Linked DNA regions of Homo sapiens: region 1 is linked to region 2. Evidence: chromatin contacts called from ENCODE Hi-C or POLR2A ChIA-PET data. All regions are on one chromosome and are shown on one strand. The core of a region is the stretch at or near the end of the contact, and the rest is flanking DNA. Distances in the headings are between cores, read along the strand shown. Region 1 overlaps MAN2A1 (mannosidase alpha class 2A member 1). Region 2 has its middle 77 kb from the start of MAN2A1.

Evidence for each region. A loop is a pair of places that touch in the nucleus more often than their neighbours do. ChIA-PET counts read pairs that join two places held with the same protein, here RNA polymerase II (POLR2A).
Region 1: a loop to region 2 is called in a map of A673, with 2.4 times the contacts of the local background. The contact joins two enhancer-like sites. A Hi-C loop is called at or near these places in 1 of 168 maps with a recorded cell type or tissue (A673). POLR2A ChIA-PET finds 5 or more read pairs at or near these places in 4 of 52 experiments (CD8-positive, alpha-beta memory T cell, H1, HEK293 and 1 more).

The regions. Positions count from the first base shown.
Region 1 is chr5:109,848,138-109,852,197 of GRCh38, forward strand. All of the region lies in intron 19 of MAN2A1 (mannosidase alpha class 2A member 1), which reads left to right. Among named protein-coding and RNA genes, the nearest start is that of LINC01848, 33 kb to the right of the region's middle. Within about 2 kb of position 1,519, at least 2 of the 41 ENCODE cell types and tissues checked have a DNase peak (open chromatin) inside an H3K27ac peak, as active enhancers do.
Region 2 is chr5:109,610,719-109,614,788 of GRCh38, forward strand. No RefSeq gene overlaps it. Among named protein-coding and RNA genes, the nearest start is that of MAN2A1, 77 kb to the right of the region's middle. Within about 2 kb of position 1,978, at least 2 of the 41 ENCODE cell types and tissues checked have a DNase peak (open chromatin) inside an H3K27ac peak, as active enhancers do.

The DNA.
Region 1 (4,060 bases), core at 269-2,768, 240 kb after region 2:
TAAATTTGGTAAACTTTATTTGAAATCTTAGTAAAATTTATTTGAAATCTTAGTGTACTTATTCTAGTCTTAGACTCTTCAGTTGAAAATGTATTTATATGTAGGTTTTCTATGAGGTTTACTCCTCAAAGCAAAAATCTAGTACTCTGTGTTGAATGGTCTGGCAAAAGCCCAGCTGGACCTGAATGACCTGACGATATGCTTGTTCAGGCAAAGTTATCTTCAGAGTTCTCCGTAAGTTATTGATCCACCCACCTTGGATAGCCCTGAGCATGGGCTTTTTCTTTTTGCTCTATTCTCCTTTCTGCACCTGACCATTGCAAGTCCTTTCTGCTCTTTTCAGCCAGTGATCGTACCTTTCACTTTATAGAGAGAACAGCCATTAGACAGGGCTCTCTGTTCCAGTTATCTAACATCTACTCCCACCCTTCCCATCTCTCCTCCTGTTACATTTAAAAGACACTTTACAGTCCATCATCCTAGGCAGGTCCCACCACTTGTCCTTGGAACTTACTCTCTTCACCCACCTCAGCATCCTTTTACTGTTCATTCTCTCCCTCTCTCTTTCTCCCTTGCTCCTCATATCCAACACTTCCTGGGAGATTCTTTCTGTTAGCTTTTGAACACTCTGTTTTCTTCTATTAAAAGTAGAAATGGAATACAGCCTTCCTTCAGACTCTTATTTCCATTTCCTGTAAGCTGCTATCCTCTTCTCTCCTACCCAATTGAGTCAGAGTTTATGAGATGAGTTTATTTCATCACTTCCTTCTCACAATCCATTTGTTTCAGTCTGGCTTTAGCCTCCATCATATTCTGAAAGAGCTCTTTCCGATGTCAGTAGATCCAGTGCATATTGACTTTCGTCATCTTACTTCACCTTTCAGCAGTATTTGGCACTGGCCATTGTCACTCTCTAAAATACTGCCTTGCCAGGGCTTCTATGGAGCTATGCAGTTTGGTTTTCCTCCTACCTGTCTGGCAGTTCTTTATCTCTCTAATAGTTCTCTACTCAGCCATTAAATCTTAGAGCTCTCAAAGCATGTCCCCTGGCCTTCTCCTTTTCTTATTTTTTATGCTATCCCTTGGCAATCTCTTCTACTCCTCTGGTTTTGTTTGCATCTTCCACACAGGTAGAAGCCACTAATACATATCTCCAACTTAGGCTTGTGTCTGACCTCCTGATTTATCTATCTAATTGCTTCCTGATATTCTCTGTTTAGAAGGACACCTCAAGTTTGACATATCCAAAACACTCATAATCTCTCTTCTCTCCCAAACCTGGCCCATTTTCAGTGTTCCCCCCAGTCAACAGCCACCGCCATCCATACAACTCCAAGACAGACATGAGTTCTGCCTGATAGACACTTCTCCCCATCAGCCTTTTCTCACAGAGTAATTGCCATCACCTATCTATCTCATTGCCTGAATATTTCAAATTTATAATCTTCTTTACTTCCACCACCCTAATCTAAAGTGACTTCCTGTATTTCCTGGGTCTAGCCTATACACATCCACCCTGTTCTCTTTCTGCCGTATGTCTGTTCTTAACCCAGAAGGCAGAATGGTTTTTTTTTTTGTTTTTTTTCAAAGCCACATCTAACTTTATTGCTTCCTGTTGAACCCTCTGATATCTTCTCATTGCTATCAGTATAAAAGTCAAAATTTCTTACCACGGCCTCCAGAGCCCCTCATGATATGGGCCCTGCATGTCCCCTAGGCATTGGCATTGGCATGCCTTTTACTGTGTCTGCTTTAGGCCCACTGGTTTCCTTTAAGTCCCAAGTACTTTCCATCCCCTCCTCCCCACCGCACTTTTGCACATGGCCTGTTATCCTCTGCCTTAGAGACTCTTGGTGATAGTTCCGGTTAGTGCTTACTTCATCAGCTGCTTCTGGACCAGGTTAAAAGCCCTTCCCCTATGCTGCCTCCAAACTGTGCATCTCACCTTCCTGCAAGTGTGCGATTATTTGATCCTGTCTTCTCCCCTCCTTTGGACCATAAACTCCATGAGAGTGGGGAATGTGCCTTTCTTTGCTTCTAGGATTGTTCCTGGCAGAGGACATGCCTAATATATGTCATATGAATGAATATCGAAATGCATAGATGAATGAGCTGTTAGAGTACATTTTGCCACTGTATTTATTGCAATTTCTGCCTATTACCTTGTCTTCATATGCATGTTGCATTCCTCCTACTAGATTCCAGGGACTTGTTGCCTTCATTTTCATTTGTCCTTATATTTGGTAGACATTCTTTAAACAAAATACTAGTTGATTGAATGAAATAGCAACAGCTAATTAAAGCAAAAATTCTTCCAGTATTTAGAATATTTTAGAAAAAAGAATTAGTATCCACTTTAGATGTCAAGAGCCATACCATTCTTGAGACTCATATTTTAAATCAATCACTGACAAGATAGCTTAGTTTTAAGGACTAAATCTGCATAGGAAAATCATTGTCTGAGTGCTGACAGCTACTGTCTTTTGCTCCTCCTGAAAAAGTTTCTCGCTTATATGACTTTATATTGACACTAATCTATAAAACTTCTGTTAACTGCAATAATAAAAATTTTCACATCAAATCTATAAAGCTTTGACTTAGAAGTGAAATAATTTGTTTATTCCCATTCAGAACTCCTTGGATAGTAATTGATTTAAATTTAATTTAATGTTTTTATGTTGATTAAATTTTTCTTTTACTCAAGTATAGATTCTGGGTCTTCAATTAATGGTTTCTTTTAAATAAGAAATGAACTAGAGAAGAGAAAATACATTTTAATGTCTAGTGAAAATAATTAAAAAGACACTTAATTGATGAAAGTTAATACCATGTAACTTGAATTTTCTAGAAAGAGTTCTTAATTTCAACTCAGACTCAAATATCTAAAATAATGATGGAGGGAAGTGAAGTAGGGGGATACTCCCTGAATAGGAAGAGATTTTAATGGGAAGCCCTGAGCATGACAGAGCCTCATGGAAATAATCCCGAGCTGACTAAGTGGAAGTAAGTCCTGTCCTCAGAGAATTCTGCAGAGAGTCAGTAAAAACAAGGACTTGGATGATATCCACTGTGTAATATGTGCAGGTGTCCAGTGAGGACTGTGGCTGCACGAGGTTGACCATCATTTATGCTAATCATCCTCAAAGCCAATAGAAATGGAAAATAGGATTCATCTCTTTGGCATTGCCAGGGTTTGAATGTGTCCCCCAAAAGTTCATGTGTTGAAAACTTGGCTACCATTGTGGTAATGTTGGGAGTGGGACCTTTGGGAGGCTTTTGGGTCATGGGGGATCTGCCTCATGAATGAATTAATGCCATTATCATCGGAATGGGTTAGTTATTGCAGGAGTGGCTTTGTTATAAAAATGAGCTCTCTTGCACTCTCTTGCCTTTTCACCATGTGATAATGCAGCAAGAAGGCCCTCACCAGATGCCAGTGCCATGCTCTTGGAATTCCCAGCCTCCAGAACTGTGAGCTGAATAAACTTCTTTTATAGATAAATTATCCAGTCTGTGGTATTCTGTTATGGCAGCAGAAAATGGACTAAAAACAGGCATTGACGGCTTTAGGATTTGTTTCTTTGACGGTTTATCCTTACCCCTTTCCTGCTACTGGTTGGTTAATGAGGCACTGAGCTAGGAACCCTGTAAGTGTTCAAGTGTTAAAATTGTGTTGTTGTACCTTTAAATATAAGGAGAAGAAATTGGGAGAGATCAGATTAAAATATTAAATACTTATATGGTTTAGAAAAGTGACAGCATAAGGGAGATCAACCAGGTTTAAGGGTAAATACTTAGGTGACCAGAAGATCTACAGTAAACTTGAGGACATATCCCACCAAGACCCACAACTCAGCTCCAGCTGATTGTTTCCACAATAGGACTGAATGCCTGCCCAGGGTGACACAGATTTCCAGTTTCTTGGGTAAAAAACAAAAAATGTGTTTTGGGTTTTTTGAGGTTGCTTTTTTATTATGAATTTTTTATTAAAGAGTTGGCTTAAAAACAAAAAAAAAAAAACATTTTAATACCATACAGACCTACCAAAATGTGTGATCTA
Region 2 (4,070 bases), core at 728-3,227:
GTGATTGACTAGGATTCTGCCTGAGACCGTGATAGGAAGGAAGGAAGGAAGGAAGGAAGGAAGGAAGGATTACAAACGGGCATGATAAAATTTTGGGAGGTGATGGACTTGACAGGTTCATTAACTTGACTTTGGTGTTGATGACAGATGACATACAGTTGACCAGCCATATCCATGGGATTGAAATAAAATGGCTCCATGGATTCAACCAACCAGGGATCGAAAATATTTAGGAAAAAAACAATAAAAAAAATACAACAGTAAAAATAATACAAATCAAAACCTGTACAGTATGACAACTATTTTCATAGCATTTACATTGTATTGGGTATTATAAGTAGTCTAGAGACAATTTAAAGTACGTTGACCCTTGAACAACATGGGTTTGAAGTGCATGGGTCTGCTTACATGTCAATTTTTTTCGACTAAACTTGAATCAGAAATACAGTATTCACAGAATGAGAAACCCTTGTACATATGGGAGACCGACTTTTCCTTTATGTGAGTTCCAAAAGCCTCACTGTGGGACATGAGTGAATAGATTTTGGTACCCTCGTGGGGGCCTGGAACCAATCCCAGGCAGATACCAAGGAACATCTGTATGTCAAAATTATCAGATTGTATGCTTAAAATATATATAGTTTTTGTGTGTCAATTATACCTCAGTCAAGCTGTTAAAAAATAAAGGGATGGATAAAGGGGAGAAAATGAGAAAGGGTTATAAATCCAAGGATCAGGGCATGGGGTAAACTACTTACAGTCTGGATTAGGAAACATAGAAACGAATTTATTAATTAATGTGCCAGATTGTGTCTAGTGTCTAAGTAATTTTCTAATAGGAAGTTAGGTATATAGGGTTGAAAATTATCTTTTTCTAGTCATCAGGGTGCCATTTAGTGGCTTCCTAGAAAACCAGCTATAATTGTAGTAATGCACTAATTGCCCATAGAGGAGCCAGTGACTCCCAGGGGACTCAGCACATCTCTCAAGACTTGGAGCATCTGCTGCTCAGCCAGAGGTCTCAGCAGCACGCAGAGGGAGTGACATGAAATCCTCAACGGCTTGTCCTAGTGAACCTGTACTAACTCAAAAATGTTAACTGGTTTCCCGAGTCTCTCACTGTGTATCCTGGGCCATCTCTAAGGCTGCCTACTAAGCAGAATTAGCCCAGCCATGGTAAAGGAGGTGGCCACAGCAGTCCTTCCTGCCCAACATTTATGGACCCCTGCACTGTTCTGACCACTGAGCTCCTTCCAGGGGAGCTGGATTTGGGGCTGTGGATAACAAGCTTGGTCCTGACTTCTGAGGCAGAATGGATTCATTATCACAGCTAGCTCTGGGCACTTTGGTAGCCTTTTCCTACCAAATTATTTCTTGAGGTTAAAATATGCAAATAAGTACCGAGCTTATCTCCTTATCCCAATATATCTTAACCATTAAGCTTGACTTTGTGGCTGTTTATGTATGCATGCATTTTAGATATCATCTACTTCAGTCTTTCCACAAGTCAGACACTGTTTTCAGCAACAGGCATATTAACACACTTAATCCATATAAGAACCCTGTGGGTAGGTAGTAGCATTATCCTCATTTAAAGATGAGAAACTGGGGTGCAGCAGAGGTTAAATAACTAGTCTAAGGTTTCAGAGTTAGTAATAAACGATGGGGCCAGAATGTGAATGCAGGCATTTTAACGCAAGAGTCCACACTCAATTGATCATAATACTAATGAAACTGAGTGAGGGTGAGGAAATAATTGGCCATGAGCCAATCTACTTTGCCCACTGAAAAACATTCTGTTTGGTGGTCACAGACTTCTTAAAATGTTTACTTATTGGTGACAAGCAGTATCAAGCAAAAGAAACAGAATGGCTCATTGTAAAGCTATCCTGATGACTAGAAAAACAGCCCCCAGCTCAATGTCAGCATTGTCATCGTCACCCAGTGGGCCTGGGTTTTCTTCCCTGTCATCTCTGCCCAAACTTTGCTCCTGTGAGGAGCGGGAGCCACAGGGTTAGTGGGAAAGGCCGGTTGTCCTGCATCAGCCAGTGGAGAATTGTTGCCATTGTCCTAAGCTGTCAGAGAAAAGGCCCCCGCTGAGCTTTGTTCTGTGACACTTTGCCAGGAAAAGACACAGGAATCAGATTTTAGATCAAAATAAGGAAGAGCTAGAGGGAAACACTCCAATATTTCAACAGCAGGTATCTCTAGTTGGTAGTATTATGGATATTCTGAATGTTTCCCTTTATTCATCTGTATTTTCTACCGAAAACCTAAGTTAACATTATAACCTTTAAAGTGATAAATGGTGTAAAGACATAAGTAAGCATTTTCTGCCAGAGCTACCAAAGGATTGACTAGGCTGCAAAACTTAATAATGGGACTTAGGAAATGCACATACGCACACAAACTGTTCAGCTGGAAGGGATGAAGTTTGAATGAACCCCATCAGAGGAAATGACATTCCTTTAATAGGAGATAATCAAGCGTACGTCTAATGATTTCTTGATGGAAGTACAGTAGAGAAGATTCAAGCATCTGTCAGAGAGTCAGCCTAGGACACTGCTACTCAAAATGTGGTCTGTGAACTGGCAGTGTAGGTATCTCCTTGGAGCTTGTTTGAAATATAGAATTTCTTGCCCTCACCCCAGGCCACAAGAATCACCTGTAGATTTAAGTATTTGGCCTAGTTCAAACGTGGGGGCTTCTTATACAGTAGTGCTAGGTCCAGAGCAGGTTTAAGAACTGAATAAACTTAGAATCTCCAGCTAGCAAGGGCTCCGGAAGGTCATCCTTGGGCCGGATGACCTTCCAGAGTCCTTGCCAGCTGGAGATTCTAAGTTTCTCAGCCCCCGGCAAGCCATTCACCACAAGGCCAGTCACGTGTTCCTTCTACCCTGGATGTAAAAATTCTGCCAGCCTGGCTACCTGGGGCATCCTTCCCTCTTGGAGCATATTTCATGGCTTTGACTCTCACCCAGATGGGACTTTCATCTGAGCATTCAAAGTATCTTCTCAACCTGCCCTGCCTCTGTCTTTGCCAGTGTTTCACTCATGGGCCCACTGATGGCCTACCTTTGCAGGTTTACTTCTGCCTCAGTTCCATCTTAAGCCAATTCTGTTGGAATGGGAGGGAGAGCTACAACCTTAAGCCCCAGGGTGTGCAGCAGGTTTAGTTAAGCCCCATACCCAGTTCACAGTACAGGAGCGTAGTCACCCCGTGGTTCAGTAGAGGGCCGTGTGGGTGATCTATGAATACTCGTGTTGTGCCTTAAAGTGCAGCAAGTGCTAACCTTCCTCGTCTTATATTGACCATGTGACTCTTCTTGTCTCCTATCCTGGGGTCTGATTAATTCATCTTCATTGTATACTTTAGAATCTTTCTAGAACCCAGGGGAAAGGAACTAGTTATATTTGAGCACCTATCCTGTGCTTGGGACTTTGCTTTGTCGTATTTGGTCTTCACCATCACAACAAGAGGAAGTTTATAATGATCTATTTTACAGAAAAGAAAATCAAGGCCCAGAAAGAGTAAGTAACATACTCAATGTTGTACAAACAGTAAGAGGCAGAAATTTGACCCCAGAGTCCTCTGATCCCAAATTTCTCTGTTGATTCCATCATCCCACATAGCCTCCTAAACATTGCCAGTTGGCAGCAGGATGGCCCAGTGACCTGTCAGTTCTTGTCAGTCTGGCTCCATGGAACTGGAGAAGCTTGTGTAACAAAATGGAGATATTTGGCTTGTGTAACAAAATTCTGACATTCTGTCAGAATTCCAAGGTTTGTGAAAAACAAAGCAATGTGGTGGGGCTACAGAGTCATATATCAGATCACAGGCTTCAGAGAGCTACATGACAGAGCCGCTCTAGAGAAGGAGAGGGGAAATGGTTGGAGAAAAGGAAGCTGGCAGGTGGCCACACCCTCCTTGGAAATTGTCATCGGTCTCCCCCGCCGTATTGGAAGCTCCAGAAAGACAGGGATTATGTATGTCTTGTTCACTACCATATCTATTGCAATTAGAATAGTAATTAAAACATAGTGGGTACTCAATAAATGAATGGATGTGA